Regions from separate parts of the Homo sapiens genome. Here region 2 is linked to region 1. A link is a contact called in ENCODE Hi-C or POLR2A ChIA-PET data. All regions are on one chromosome and are shown on one strand. Each heading gives the region's core, a stretch centred on a gene start or an enhancer-like site at or near the end of the contact. The rest is flanking DNA. Distances are from core to core; before and after follow the strand shown.

Region 1 (7,119 bases), core at 1,743-4,242:
TTCAGGCAGGGGTGGCTGAACCAAGAACTCACTGGGGTCCTCTCTGGCTCAGGGGCTCATCAAATCCTAGCCCCACACACACAGAAGCAGGCTCCCAGGAAAATGTGTCCCTGGTAACTCCACAGGGCGGCAGGGCGAGAGGTCCTGGGGGCTGCAGGGTCTAAGAAAGGCAAGGCAGAGGCAGTGGGACAGACCCCTAGCCCCAGGGGATGCAGGAGTGGCCCCTCAGATGCTGGCCAGGTGAGACTAGGCCGCAGGTCCTCCTCCTTCCCCAGTACCTCTTTCGGTTCTTGACCAGTGGTCCCTCAGAAAAGTCCTGGGCCTCTAAGGCAGGAAACAATTTCCCAACAGGCCTCCCACAGTCTGCCATCTCCCAAGCCCTCTGTCTGGACCAGGTAAAAGTGCTGCTGACTTCCTCAGGCCCTGCAAAAGCAAGCTTTCCCAGAGGCAGGGGTGTCTGTGGCTACACAGCTAGCAAGCGGCAGTGCTTTGGACTCAGGGGCTTTCAGATGCTATTCACTCTCCTATTTAAGGGCTCCACCTGCTTCCTGCCCCCAGCTTACTTACCATCTCCTTCCTTCCTGCCAGGGCCCCTGAGCCTGGAGCCTTGGGGCTGGGCTGAACCACTGCGGGCGATGGGGCAGTACCAGCATAGCCTGTGTGGAGGAAGCCCACCTGCACTCCCAGAAGGCCCAGAGATACCCCACCCCGTCCCCCATCCTTGAACACCTGCCTCGGGCCTGGAGGTACATGTCAGGTCACAGAGGTACAGGGAGACAAAGTGGGGCATGACTGGGTGCAAAGGCTTTCGTTCACAACAGGGTGGGGAGAAATGAGGAAGAGAAACTGGGTGTGGGAAGAAAACTGCAGGGATTAGTAAGAAAAAAAACTGTCGCTTTCAGAAACGGTCTCCAGGGTTCTGTGAGAAATCAGAAGGAGAGAGGAGAGGCCACAGGGAACTGTACCCAGAACTCACAGCAGCAACACGCACCCATGCCTCCAGACCCACCCACTGCCCGAGGCTTCAGAAGGCCAACTGGAGGAGTGAACCAGAAGCAAGAGGCGGGAGCAGAGCCTTGCGCCCACTGTGCCCTGCCACCCCCAGAGCGGAGCACTGGCCAAGCAGCCAAGAACATCTAGATCCCGACCACCATGGGAAGGTCTCATTCTGGGCCTCAGTTTCCACATTTAGAAACATTACGGCTGTGCTGGGTGCATCCAGCTCTATCAAGCTGGGTCCACGCCCTCCCCAGACTCACTCTTGGAGGGTTAATCTGATGTGCAGCCACTGTTGTGTGATCGCGTGAAAATGGTGCAGTCTCTGACCTCCAGTCCCCTTAGCGTGGAGAGCTAAGAGACTTCCCCTCCCTAATGCCCACTTAACTGCCCACCCCCGGAATTCCACCACTACCAAAGGACAGGAGTCTCTGGGAGAGGTCAAGGAGCATGGGGGGGTTCAGCTTGGGGACCTGGCCTTTCCAACACAGGCCCAAGATTTAACCTCCCTTATAAAAGCAGGTGGATCACTTTAGGTCAGGAGTTTGAGCCCAGCCTGGCCAACAGGGCGAAACCCGGTCTCTACTAAAAATACAAAAATTAGGTGGGTATGGTGCCACATGCCTGTAATCTCAGCTATTCAGGAGGCTGAAGCAGGAGAATCGCTTGAACTGAGGAGGCAGAGGTTGCAGTGAGCTGAGATCGCACCACTGCACTCCAGCCTAGGCTGCAGACTGTCTCAAAAAAAAAAAATGTATATATATGTATTTTAAATGGCTTTAGAGAAGTACCAAGACAGCAAGGATTTCAGGGGCTGCAATCATGGAGATAAGGGAAGTACAACAAAGTGAGCCTGACATCACGTCCCTCTTTCCCCTTAAAGCATGTCTATTTACATGCAGCAGCTGAAAAGCTGAGAGACTGAGCAGAGCTTCCCATTAGGTTGATGCAAAAATAACTGTGGTTTTTGCCATTGAACATAGTGGCAGAAACCACAATTACTTTTGCACCAACCTCATATAATCTCATGGGCCTGGAGAGAAAAAAAAAAGTGTGTTTAAGCAGAAACTAAAACAGACTACTGACTTCTCAACTGCAACTATGGAAACCATAAGACCATGAAATGGTATCTCAGAAGTGTGGACAAAATAAATGTCACACAAAATTCTAAATCTAGTTAAGAAGCCTTCAAGAGAAAGACTTTTTCAGACAAAGAAAGGTTAGGAGAATCAGTTATCAGTGAATCCGTTATTCAAGAAATACTAAAAGGAATACTTTAGGCTAGAGGAAAATGATCTCAGACGGAAACATGGAATTGCAGGGAAAAAATAAAATGCCTCAGAAAGGGTAAATACAATGGCTTGTGTCTGTAATCCCAGCTACTTCGGAGGCTAAGGCAAGAGGATTGCTTGAGCCAGGCGTTCAAGGCTGCAGAGAGCTATGATCACACTCTGCACTCCAGCCTAGGTGACAAAGCAAGACCCTGTCTCAAAAAAAAAGCAGGGGGAAAAGAGAATTTAAATGAATATTGACTGTATAAAAGAGTAATAACAACTTATAGTATTTAAAATATAGCAACAATAGTGTAAAAGGCAGAGTGGCAAATAGCCTTAAAGTGTTCTAAGGTCCTAAGCACTGTAGAGGAAATGGTAAAAATACTACTATTTTCTATTAGACTTTGATAAGTTAAGGATGTATGTTGTTATGCCTGTGGAAATCACTAAAAGAAAGGGAAAACAGCATACAATTAACAAGTTAACAGAGGAAGAAAGTGGAATAATTAAAAACAAAAAAATCCAAAAGGAGACAAGAATGGAGATAAAAAAGGAAAGTCAAGAAACAAATAGTAGGACAACAGGTTCACACACAAAGCAGGTCCAGGCTGCTATCCTAGGAGCTCCCATAGCCTTACAGTGTCCGGGGCCACCACAGCTCTTGGAGACTGGGCAGGGTGTGACGAGATGGTGCCAGCCAGAGCAGTAGGGCAGGCCAACACCTAACACCTTGTCAGCTGGCCAGGAAATACTGAAGCAGCCTGCACTCACCAGCAGTCACTGGCATCTGGAAGCCACCTTTCTGAGGACAACTGGAGCCAAACAATGGTTCTGCCACCCCCATTTTAGAATGAGGAAGTTGCTAAGGGGAGAAGGTACTAGCTCTAGCTAAAAGAAAAGAAATAAAAACAACAAAAATGTTGACAGTGGTTATCTCTAGGACTGACTTTTTTTCAAGAGATGGGGGTCTTGGCTGGGCATGGTGGCTCACACCTGTAATTCCAACACTTTGGGAGGCCGAGGCGGGTGGATCACCTGAGGTCAGGAGTTCAAGAACAGTCTGGCCAACCAACATGGTGAAACCCCATCTCTACTAAAAAAACAAAAATTAGCCAGATGTGGTGGCGGGTGCCTGTAATCCCAGCTACTCAGGAGGCTGAGGCAGGAGAATCACTTGAACCTGGGAGGCAGAGGTTGCAGTGAGCCGAGATGGTGCCACTGCACTCCAGCCTGGGCGAGAACAGCAAGACCCCATCTCAAAAAAAAAAAAAAAAAAAAAAAAAAGAGATGGGGGTCTCCCTATGTTGCTCAGGCTGGACTTGATCTCCTGGGCTTAAGCAATCCTCCTGTCTCAGCCTCCTGAATAGCTGGGACTACAGGCATGAGCCACCATGTCCAGCTCTGAGTGATTTTTACTTGCTTCTCTGATTTTCTGTAGTTTCCGGAATTTCTAATCAGTATTCTTCCTACACAGAAACAACCAACGAAGTACTCAAAAACATAAAGAGGAAACAGGCAGAGGGGCCATAAGGCAGCAGAAGACTGTGGCAGGGTTCTGAGTCAGGCAGCACCAGCACCTCAGCTCTGCTGGTGGCCAGTCTCTGTGGCTTAGGGCCAGGCTGTCCCCTAGCCAAAGGGAAGCAGAGACCAAGCCATGCTTTTTTGGGGCTTTCTGCCCCCAGAGTCTATGGGAAGGAGGGCAGCCCAGAAAGCCCAATGGCTTCTAAGACACTATCCTTTGCACCAAATGCCCTAGGCCACCCAAAGTCCACCCTATACCGGCAGCCAGTGTCTGGGTGGAGCTTTGCTGTCTCTCCACAGGAGCAGACACATCAGCCACCTCAGTGCCTCCACTGGCCCTCCCTCTGACTCAGGGACCCCAGTGTCCCCAAAACAAGTCTAAGCTTCTTCACGTGGTCCTGGCCCCACAGCCTGCTCACCCCCTCAGCTACACACTTCCCCGTCCATCACGCTTAAAGAGCCAGCTCCAGGAGGTGGCCCTGTGGGCCCCTCCCAGTGTCCCTACTCACCCTGAGGCACAGTAACCGCCCTTCTCCTGGGCCCCCTTTGCCCCACTTGCCTCTCTACCCTCTCCACAGCAGGCCCCACTCCATGCACGTGGCCCTGTGTCGGCTGCATGTCTGTCTTTCACAGCCTGCCCTAAATGCACCAGGCAGCTCCAGGAGGGGCTCAGCATACATTGCCTCAAGCTGGATAAAGGAATTCAGAAGGCACTCAAGAAAGAGCTTTATGGGTAGCCTGGGGCTCTCTGAGCCTTTCAATGACTTGAGAAGACATTTGGAAGCAAAGAAGTTGTGCCCAGCAGAGAGGGCAGGAATGTGGCTGGGCCGGGGCAGCCAACCCCTAAGCAACTTCTTTGTGGCAAAGCAACAGGGAATGCCAAGTTTGCATTCCATAGAGTTTCCTTCTAAAATGGGTAGCTGACCTTTTCTATTTACTTTACTCTGCTTCAGGCCAGCTGCAGGAGCCCGGGACATGGGCTGGCCAGGGAGGTTCAGGGGAAATCACCCCTAGGGTGCTTTTTCACATGTGCCAATGAGAGGAAGCAGGTGGAGAAAGTTGATGTTCTCTGTCAAGTATAGAACCAGAGTAGAGTTCTAGAATGGCGAAATGAAAGGAAGCTTTGAGATTATGAATCTGATCCAACCCCATCACTGGCAAACTGGCCTCAAAGCCTACACTGCTCATGGGGGTTTCATGGCCCCTGGTCCACTTCACTCACTCATGCTACCAGGCTTATCCTTTGGGGCGCTAGCCTCCCTTCTCATCCCTTATATCTTGAGGCTACTCCACATTCACCTGCTGCCCTGGGCCCCTGGAGGGAGGCAGAGAGGATAAGGACAGGACAGTCCCACATGGCCTGTTCCCTGAGAACAAGGTCCTCCACCTGGCCACCCTGGTCCCTCCTGGCCATACAGGCCCCATCAAGGGCCAGAGAGAGAACTGCTGTGAGGCACTCCTCCTAGTAACAGACCACAGGGAAGGCCACGCCCAGGATGCGCCTGCAGGCCTTGCAGAGGCCACCACTGACCAGAGAGACTGGCAACTTTGATCAAAGAACACTTTCATTTTTAATATTCAGAGTACAGAGACACTGGAGCTCTGCCAGGAAAACACACTCATGACACTCAGACATGCCCCTAATAATCCTCTGTTTGCTTTAGGCTCTGCACATAGAGACCTACCCCTTGTCCCCAATATAAATAACAAGGCTTCAGTTGCTGCTGCCAGAGGCCAGACTCGACAGAAGCATGAAAATGAGGGGAGAGGCAACTACCCCAAATGAGGTACACAACTGCTCTAGAGGCTGATCTGGTCTTTCTTTCAAGGGCCATTAAAATGTTCAAACTCCCTGACCCGGTAACCCTGCTCTGGGGAAATTATTCCATAGAAATAGTAACAAGACAGGAGCAAGCAAAACAAAGCATTCTATATACGCACGATCCTGGCAGCATAATTCATAATAGCTACAACACCTCTGGGATCTCTTCTGGCAGAGTGCCCTAGAGTGGCCTAAAGTACCACCAGGCTATGAGGGCAAAGGACAATTTAGTACAGGGATGTTTTTGTTTGGTGGTTGATATTTTTCTTTAGAACACTCAATGGCTGGCTTTGCAGCAAATGAGACTTTTAAAGAGCCCAGTGGCTTCCCCACTCGTGGGCAGAGGAGACTGTCCTCCAGCTGTCACCCAGCAAGGCAACTGTGGCCCCAGCCTGAAGAACGGGTACAGTGTAAGGCAATAAAACCTCCCTTCCCTTCTCTTATCCAGCCCACCCCAAGCCTCCTGTCCTTCTGGCCACACAAAGAGGACAAGGTCTATTGGAGCACATGACACAAGAAGTGACCATGGGCAGGACAGGGCCACATCACAGCCTCAGGGGGTGGACAGGCCTCCAAGCAAGTCCTGGCAAATGCGTCCTCAGCGGGTTTCAGAAAAAGGAGTGGGAGCGCCTTTGTGCCCCCACCTGAAACCACAGGCCAGAAAGCATGAGATAATGCACCCTCCCCAGTAGGGGCAGCCTCCACACATGGCCTCTCAGAGGCCACCTCTCGAGACCACCCTTCCACAGAGGAAGAGGGTGTCACTGACATTTTCTCAATGTGGAAAACAGTCCAGAAAGACTATCCAAGGTGCCAGAGTTGAAGGAAGAGCCGGAGGCAGAATCCACACCCTGCTCTCTGGCCTAGGGGTGGACCCCACACCAGCTTCCTGCATCTGGCTCCTCAGGGACCAGCAACTGCAGTAGAGAAGCTACCTGACACAGTGACTGGGGCCTGGCCAGGGCTGCAGGTGGCTGTGCCAGGGCTCTGAGTGCTCAAGTGTTCCTCAAAGGAAAAACTCCTGCAGCCTACCCCACAGTGGAGTTCAGCCTACAGCATTATCCTGGAAACTCCCTCCCTCAACGGGAGCCCAGCCTCTCAGCTCTCCCCACTGCCAGGAGAAGCCTTCCTCAGCCCTAAAAATTACAATTTTAGGTCACAGGTCTTAGAGGCAGAAGGAGCTTCAGAAGTAGTACAGTCAAGCCCTTGCCTTAAAAACAAGGAGGCCGGAGAAGCCAGAGCTGGCTGGGGATGAGATCTGTATGGGAGCCCCCACCAAGACAGATCAACAGCTATGGCCACGTGTTGGCACCAAGGCCTACCCAAAGGCCCCTGAGGGATGGCTTATAAGCAGCCAACGGCTGTTCCAGGCAATGACCAGGGCTGAGTGTTAGTTAAATGAGGCCCCTGCCCTGCTGGAGCTGCCATCGCATCTGCATCATGCGGTCTGCACCCACTCTCATCCCAGACGCTGCAGAACCTAACCAAGGTGCTCTACACTGACAA
Region 2 (7,119 bases), core at 1,513-4,012, 560 kb after region 1:
CTGACCTCGTGGTCTGCCTGCCTCGGCCTCCCAAAGTGTTGGGATTACAGGCGTGAGCCACTGCGCCTGGCCACACACAGGTATTTTTTTTTAAATTTTTTGTAGAGACATGATTTCACTATGTTGTCCATGCTGGTCTTGACCTCCTGGCCTCAAGGAATTCTCCTGCCTCGACCTCCCAAAGTGCTATGATTACAGGCATGAGCCACCATGCCCAGCTTGCTGCCCATTTTTTAACTGGATTATGTGTCTTCTTCTTCTTCTTTTTTTTGACATGGAGTCTCACTCTGTCACCTAGGCTGGAGTGCAATGGCGTGATCTCGGCTCACTGCAACCTCCACCTCCTGGGTTCAAGTGATTCTCCTGCCTCAGCCTCCCAAGTAGCTGGGATTATAGGTGCGCACCACCACACCCAGCTAATTTTTGTATTTTTAGTAGAGATGGGGTTTTACCATGTTGATCAGGCTGGTCTTGAACTCCTAACCTAGTGATCCACCCGTCTCAGCCTCCCAAAGTGCTGGGATTACAGAAATGAGCCACTGTGCCCGGCAAGTGTCTTCTTTCTTTTATTCTTTCTTCCCCCTGCCCTCCTCTTCCCCCCCTCCCCCCACCCCTTTCTTTCTTTCTTTCTGTTTTTGAGACAGAGTCTCGCTCTGTTGCCCAGGCTAGAGTGCAGTGGCAGTCTCGGCTCACAGCAACCTGCATCTCCTGGGTTCAAGCAATTCCCCTGCCTCAGCCTCCTGAGTAGCTGGGACTATAGGCGTGTGCCACCATGCCCTAACTTTTGTATTTTTAGTAGAGACGGGGTTTCACTATGTTGGCCAGGCTCGTCTCAAGCTTGTGACCTTGTGATCCACCCATCTTGGCCTCTCAAAGTGCTGGGATTATAGGCGTGAGCCACCACATCCAGCAAGTGTCTTCTTCTTATTCAGTTGTTAAGAGTTCCTTCCATATTCTGGATACAAGTCTCTTATTATAAATATGAACGCAAAATTTTTTTCAGGAAAACAAGTAGAATGAATAACTATTTCAGAAAAGGACTATTAAAACTGATATCACGAAGTGACCGGAAATAAAGACCAATAATAAAGAAAAAAATTTTAGATACTCTCCAAAAATGTTATTTTCTTGGCTGGGCGCGGTGGCTCACGCCTGTAATCCCAGCACTTTGGGAGGCCAAGGCGGGCGGATCACGAGGTCAGGAGATCGAGACCATCCTGGCTAACACAGTGAAACCCCGTCTCTACTAAAAATACAAAAAATTAGCCAGGCGTGGTGGCGGGCGCCTGTAGTCCCAGCTACTCGGGAGGCTGAGGCAGGAGAATGGCATGAACCCGGGAGGCAGAGCCTGCAGTGAGCCGAGATCGCACCACTGCACTCAAGCCTGGGTGACAGAGCGACACTGTCAGAAAGAAAAGAAAGAGAAGAGAAGAGAAGAGAAGAGAAGAGAAGAGAAGAGAAGAGAAGAGAAGAGAAAAGAAAGGTGGGGGGAGGGGAGAGAAAAAGAAAAGTTACTTTCTTTTTTTTTTTTTTTTTGAGTGGCTGAGATGACAGGCATGCACTACCACACCTAGATAATTCGTGTATTTTTAGTAGAGACAGGGTTTTGCCATGTTGATGAGGCTGGTCTTGAACTCCTGGCCTCACGTGATCCACCTGTCTTACCCTCCCAAAGTGCTGGGATTACAGTCATGAGCCACTGCACCTGGCCTACAAATTTTAAATGAGTTGAAATGTTATCCATATTTTAAAAATTATTTTACACTAGAAAGCACAGAATAGCAACTTCATTCCAGTGAGAAAGAAAAACATATTTTTGAGTCCTGAAGAATTAAGACACCATCAGAGATGAAACAGGAACATTACAAGGTCTTGTTCAAATAGCACTGCCCCCATAAATTCTTCCCCAATTTTCTGTGCCCGCAACAAAAAAGAAAAAAAAAATTAGGGGGAAATAATTGTTCTTTCCTATGAACATCAGCCTCATGTTAGTAGAATATTTTTATGGCCCATATCACACCTTATGATCCTGTTTTTCTACCCCTGTATTAGTCCATTCCCACACTGCTATAAAGAAATACCTGAGGCTGGGTAATTTATAAAGAAAAGAGGTTGAATTTGCTCACAGTTCTGCAGGCTGTATAGGAAGCATGGCAGCATCTGCTTCTGGGGAGGCCTCAAGGGAGCTTTCACTCGTGGTGGAAGGCAAAGCAGGAGCAGGTGTCGTATATGGCAGGAGCAGGACCAAGATGGGGTCTGGGGTGGCGGTGGGTAAGTGCTACACACTTTTAAACAAAAGATCTCATGAGAACTCAGGACAGTACCAAGAGGGAAATCCACCCCTGTGATCCAATCAGCTCTCAGCAGGCCCCATCTCCAACAGTGGGAATTAATTTCCACATGAGATTTGGGCAGGGACACAGACCCAAACTATATCAACCTCTCATTAGGCTACAGCAGTCTTTAGGATTGTTTTGGTTTTTGGTTTCAGGGTTTTTGTTTGTTTGTTTGTTTGTTTTTTTGAGATGGAGTCTAGCTCTGTCGCCCAGGCTGGAGTGCAGTGGTGTGATCTCGGCTCACTGCAAGCTCCACCTCAGCATCCCGAGTAGCTGGGACTACAGGCGCCTGCAAGCACTCCTGGCTAATTTTTTGTATTTTTAGTAGAGACGAGGTTTCATCATGTTAGCCAGAATGGTCTTGATCTCCTGACCTCGTGATTTGCCTGCCTCGGCCCCCCGAAGTGCTGGGATTACAGGCGTAAGCCACCACGCCCGGCCGGTTTTGGGTTTTTTTTGAGACAGTTTCGCTCTGCCATTCAGCTTCGAGTGCAGTGGCTTGATCATAGCTCACTGCAGGCTTGAACTCCTGAGCTCAAACAGTCCTCCCACCATAGCCTTCCGAGTGGCTGGGACCACACCACCATGCCCAGCTTTTTGTTGTTGTTGTTCAAGACAGGGTCTTGCTATTTTGCCCAGGCTGGCCTCCAAACTCCTGGCCTCAAGCAATCCTCCCACCTCAGCATCCCAAAGCGCTGAGGTTACAGGTATGAGCTACCATGCCCAGCCTTTAGGATTGTTTTTATCTTTATAACCCTTTTTATAAAACAGATCTTCTGGCTGGGCACGGTGGCTCACACCTGTAATCCCAGCACTTTGGGAGGCCGAGGCAGGCGAATCACGAGGTCAGCAGATCAAGACCATCCTGGCTAACATGGTGAAACCCCGTCTCTACTAAAAATACAAAAACTTAGCTGGGCGTGGTGGCAGGCACCTGTAGTCCCAGCTACTCGGGAGGCTGAAGTAGAAGAATCGCTTGAACCCGGGAGGTGGAGGTTGCAGTGAGCCAAGATTGCGCCACTGCACTCCAGCCTGGGCAACAGGGCAAGACTCTGTCTCAAAATAAATAAATAAATAAAAATAAAATCCTGGACTCAAGTGATCTGCCTGCCTCAGCCTCCCAAAGTGCTGGGATTACAGGCATGAGCCACCATGCCCGACCAACACCAGGTTTTAATTGATAAGTAAGCAAGGATAAGGAACAGATTCTGTACACACGGAAAAATACAGAGAAAATTATATGCTAGTGATTAAAGAAATGTCCATTTCACACTAGAATCATTTTTATGGACCATATCACACCTTATGATCCTGTTTTTCTACCCCTGTATTAGTCCATTCTCACACAACCACCACTATTAAATTAATTAAAAATAAGTTAAACCCAAAGTTGACAGAGCAAAATCTCTGCATCATTGTCAACTGGCTCCATCATTCTGAAGAACAACCTGATAATGTGCCAGGGCCAGTTTCTGCTGTAATTCAATAATTCCATTAGAGGGTATGGACTAAAATGTCATCACCCCTCACTTCTCACAGGCCCCTGTGCTGGTTTATTTATAGCACTTATTGTGGTCTAAGTTAAATATGTCCTTTGTCGATTCTGTTGATTGCCTGTCTTCTCTTCCAGAACGTAAGTTCTATGAGCTCTGCCAGTGACCTGGTTTGTCAGGTTCTAAACAAACAAGTACTTATCCCCACCCGCAATAGGTAGAGTATATAAAATTTATAACAGCATAATTGATAACTGTAAAAACCAGAATCTACATGCCCAGAGGATAACTAAACAAACTAGAATATAATGATAGCATAAAATGCTGAATAGCTTTTTTTTTTGAGACTGAGTTTTGCTCTTGTTGCCCAGGCTAGAGCACAATGGTGCATTCTCGGCTCACTGCAACCTCCGCCTCCTGGGTTCAAGTGATTCTCCTGCCTCAGCCTCCCAAGTAGCTGGGATTACAGGTGCCCACCACCACGCCCAGCTAATTTTTGTATTTTTAGTAGAGATAGGGTTTCACCATATTGGCCAGGCTGCTCTTGAACTCCTGACCTCAGGTGATCCACCCGCCTTGGCTTCCCAAAGTACTGGGATTACAGGCGTGAGCCACTGTGCCCCGCCCTCAATAGCTATTAAACATAAAATATTTAAGGGGAGGCTGAGACGGGAGGATCTCTTGAGCCCAGGAGTTCAAGACTACCCTGGGCAGCAAAGTGACACCCCGTTTCTACAAAAAAATTAAAAACAGCCAGGCATGGTGGTGGGCACCTGTAGTACCAGCTACTCAGAATGCTGAGGTAGGGGAGGATCACTTGGAATTCACGTGAACTAAGAAGTGCCACACTGCACTCCAGCCTAGGCAACAGAGAGAACCTGTCTCAAAAAAAATAGTGAAAACATCTATAAACTAAGTGAAGAAACATGATAGCAACATTTATGTCATGTAAAAAATGGTGCCTTGCCCATTCAAAATCGTAGCTCAAACGAAGTTTGCATAAATAATGAAGTCTTAGTCAAAGAATCATTAGATTCTTTAATAACTACTTTCTCTTAATTGCACTCATAACTTTCAAATATTCTATCAGGTCTACAGTATTTTGAGAATAAAAGCAGCTTACTGTTTCAGACGGATAACATACACAATGGTATGATTTGAAGAGAAGTGTGATAAATTTTTCCTAAAGACTAAAAATCCAAAAAGTTAAAATTAAACAACAGATATGAGCTGGGCGTGGTGACACGCACCTGTAATCCCAGCTACTTGGGAGACTGAAGTGGGAAGAGCCCTTGAGCCCAGAGAGTCGAGGCTGCAGTGAGCTATAACCACACCACTGCAGTCCAGCCTGAGCAACAGAGAGAGACCATGTCTCAAAACAAAGAAAAGAGGCTGGGCATGGTGACTCATGCCTGTAATCCCAGCACTTTGGGAGGCCAAGGCAGGCAGATCACCTGAGGTCAGGAGTTCAAGACGAGCCTAGCCAATATGGCAAAACCCCATCTCTACTAAAAATACAAAAATTAGCTGGGCACAGTGGCACGTGCCTGTAATCCCAGCTACTTGGGAGGGTGAGGCAGGAGAATAGCTTGAACCCGGGAGGCGGAGGTTGTGGTGAGCCAAGATCATGCCACCACTGCACTCCAGCCTGGGTGACAAAGCAAGACTCCATCTCAAAAAAAAAAAAAAAAAAAAAAAAAAAAAGGCCAGGCATGGTGGCTCACATGCCTGTAATCCTAGCACTTTGGGAGGCCAAGGCAGGCGGATCATGAGGTCAGGAGATCAAGACCATCCTGGCTAGCACGGTGAAACCCCGTCTCTACTAAAAATACAAAAAATTAGCCGGGCATGGTGGCAGGTGCCTGTAGTCCCAGCTACTTAGGAGGCTGAGGCAGGAGAATGGCATGAACCCGGGAGGCGGAGCTTGCAGTGAGCCGAGATCGGGCCACTGCACTCCAGCCTGGGTGACAGAGCAAGACTGTCTCAAAAAAAGAAAAGAAAAGAAAAGAAAATAACAGCTATGTAAGTTCCTTAGTATACAGCAAAATAGTATTATTTTTTCATTTTCTTTAAGATAAAATTCATTGTAATATAATTTATATACCAAAAAAGCAGCCATTTTAAGAGAATACACCTGGTGTCTACTCTGAGGTGACCTCAACTGAGGGGCTGAGTGGGACTAGTTGTCATCTACAGGATGCGGGGCAAGAGCCCACCTCCTGCAGTCTTCACAGGTGAGGGAGGCACCAGCAACTCGCCAAGGCCTGATCCGCCTGGCAGCAAGAACATCCCTTACCCCTCTCACCAAGACCATACACACCTGCGCCTACACAGGGCCTCATGTGGCCAAGGCCCTGGTGCCAGGCCCTTGATGGCTAGGATTTGTTGGCATAAAGGCAAGGCACCACAGAAACTGGAGAAGCCAAAGGTCCCCACCTTTGGGTGGGGAGCTGGCCTCTGGGTTCCATGACTGTCAGTCAGCAAGTGTGGACTGTGGAGTGAGGCACAGTTACTTACAGCCTGCTGTGCAGCCTGTGTGCTTCCAAACCTCTCTAGGTCTGTTTCCTCGCTGAACTCATAGGGAAAGGGAAAGTACCTTTCCAGGATGGAAATTGAACAAGACAACCCACAGGAAGCTCCAGTGTGGAAACTTACTTTATTCCAGCCATGATTATCCTAGTTGTCACCTTGCACACCTGCCATCCGGTGCCATCTCCTGGCTGGCACATCTATACCCACTCTGGCTCTGAAAGGCTTGTCAACCAAAAATGGGCAGCTGGGGCTAAGGCATATTTAAACAAAGGCTCCAAAGGACCCCTTTCACTTGGGTCTAGCATCCAGCCTCTCTCTCAGCAAAGGCAGGATTGTGGTCCCTTGTGTTTTCTGAACAGGGCCCAGGGCAGCCAAGGCATGCCATCACTGCAGCACTCAACCCTCTGGTCACAGTGGAGTCGCCGGTCCAGCCTGAAATATTACTACAGAGGAGAAAGACCCATTCTTGCTATGTTGCTCTATCTTCCACGTCCAAAAACAGTCCTATGTAGCTTCAGCTGCTCCGAAATCAGGTCACAGAACAGCAGGAGACATTCCTTTGGCAAAAAAGGACACGCTTTTGTCCTGTATCTTATACTGGTAAGTGAAGCTCTGATCCCGGTGGACTGCGGGCTGCGATGGTCTCCTCCACAGGATCCTCAGCTACAGAGACAGAGAAGAATGAAAGAGGAGCAGCCACCCCAGGACCTGCTCCACTGGGAACCCCACCCTACCTTCTCTGTGCCCTTCAGCTGAGG

The links. Hi-C counts contacts between places; a loop is a spot of excess contacts on that map. ChIA-PET counts read pairs that join two places held with the same protein, here RNA polymerase II (POLR2A).
Region 2: a map with no recorded cell type shows a loop between it and region 1 (5-fold over the local background). The contact joins two enhancer-like sites. A Hi-C loop is called at or near these places in 1 of 37 single-sample maps with no recorded cell type. POLR2A ChIA-PET finds 5 or more read pairs at or near these places in 1 of 52 experiments (AG04449).

What each region holds. Positions count from the first base shown.
Region 1 is chr3:46,926,504-46,933,622 of GRCh38, forward strand. All of the region lies in intron 2 of CCDC12 (coiled-coil domain containing 12), which reads right to left. Among named protein-coding and RNA genes, the nearest start is that of CCDC12, 47 kb to the right of the region's middle. RefSeq lists enhancers at 723-1,102, 4,102-4,617, 4,124-4,173, 4,618-5,133, 5,324-5,433. Within about 2 kb of position 2,993, at least 22 of the 41 ENCODE cell types and tissues checked have a DNase peak (open chromatin) inside an H3K27ac peak, as active enhancers do.
Region 2 is chr3:47,489,174-47,496,292 of GRCh38, forward strand. It overlaps ELP6 (elongator acetyltransferase complex subunit 6), which reads right to left. Exons shown (of 7, transcript NM_001031703.3): 7 at 6,467-7,024. The coding sequence ends at 6,896. Among named protein-coding and RNA genes, the nearest start is that of SCAP, 17 kb to the left of the region's middle. RefSeq lists an enhancer at 1-41. Within about 2 kb of position 2,763, at least 2 of the 41 ENCODE cell types and tissues checked have a DNase peak (open chromatin) inside an H3K27ac peak, as active enhancers do.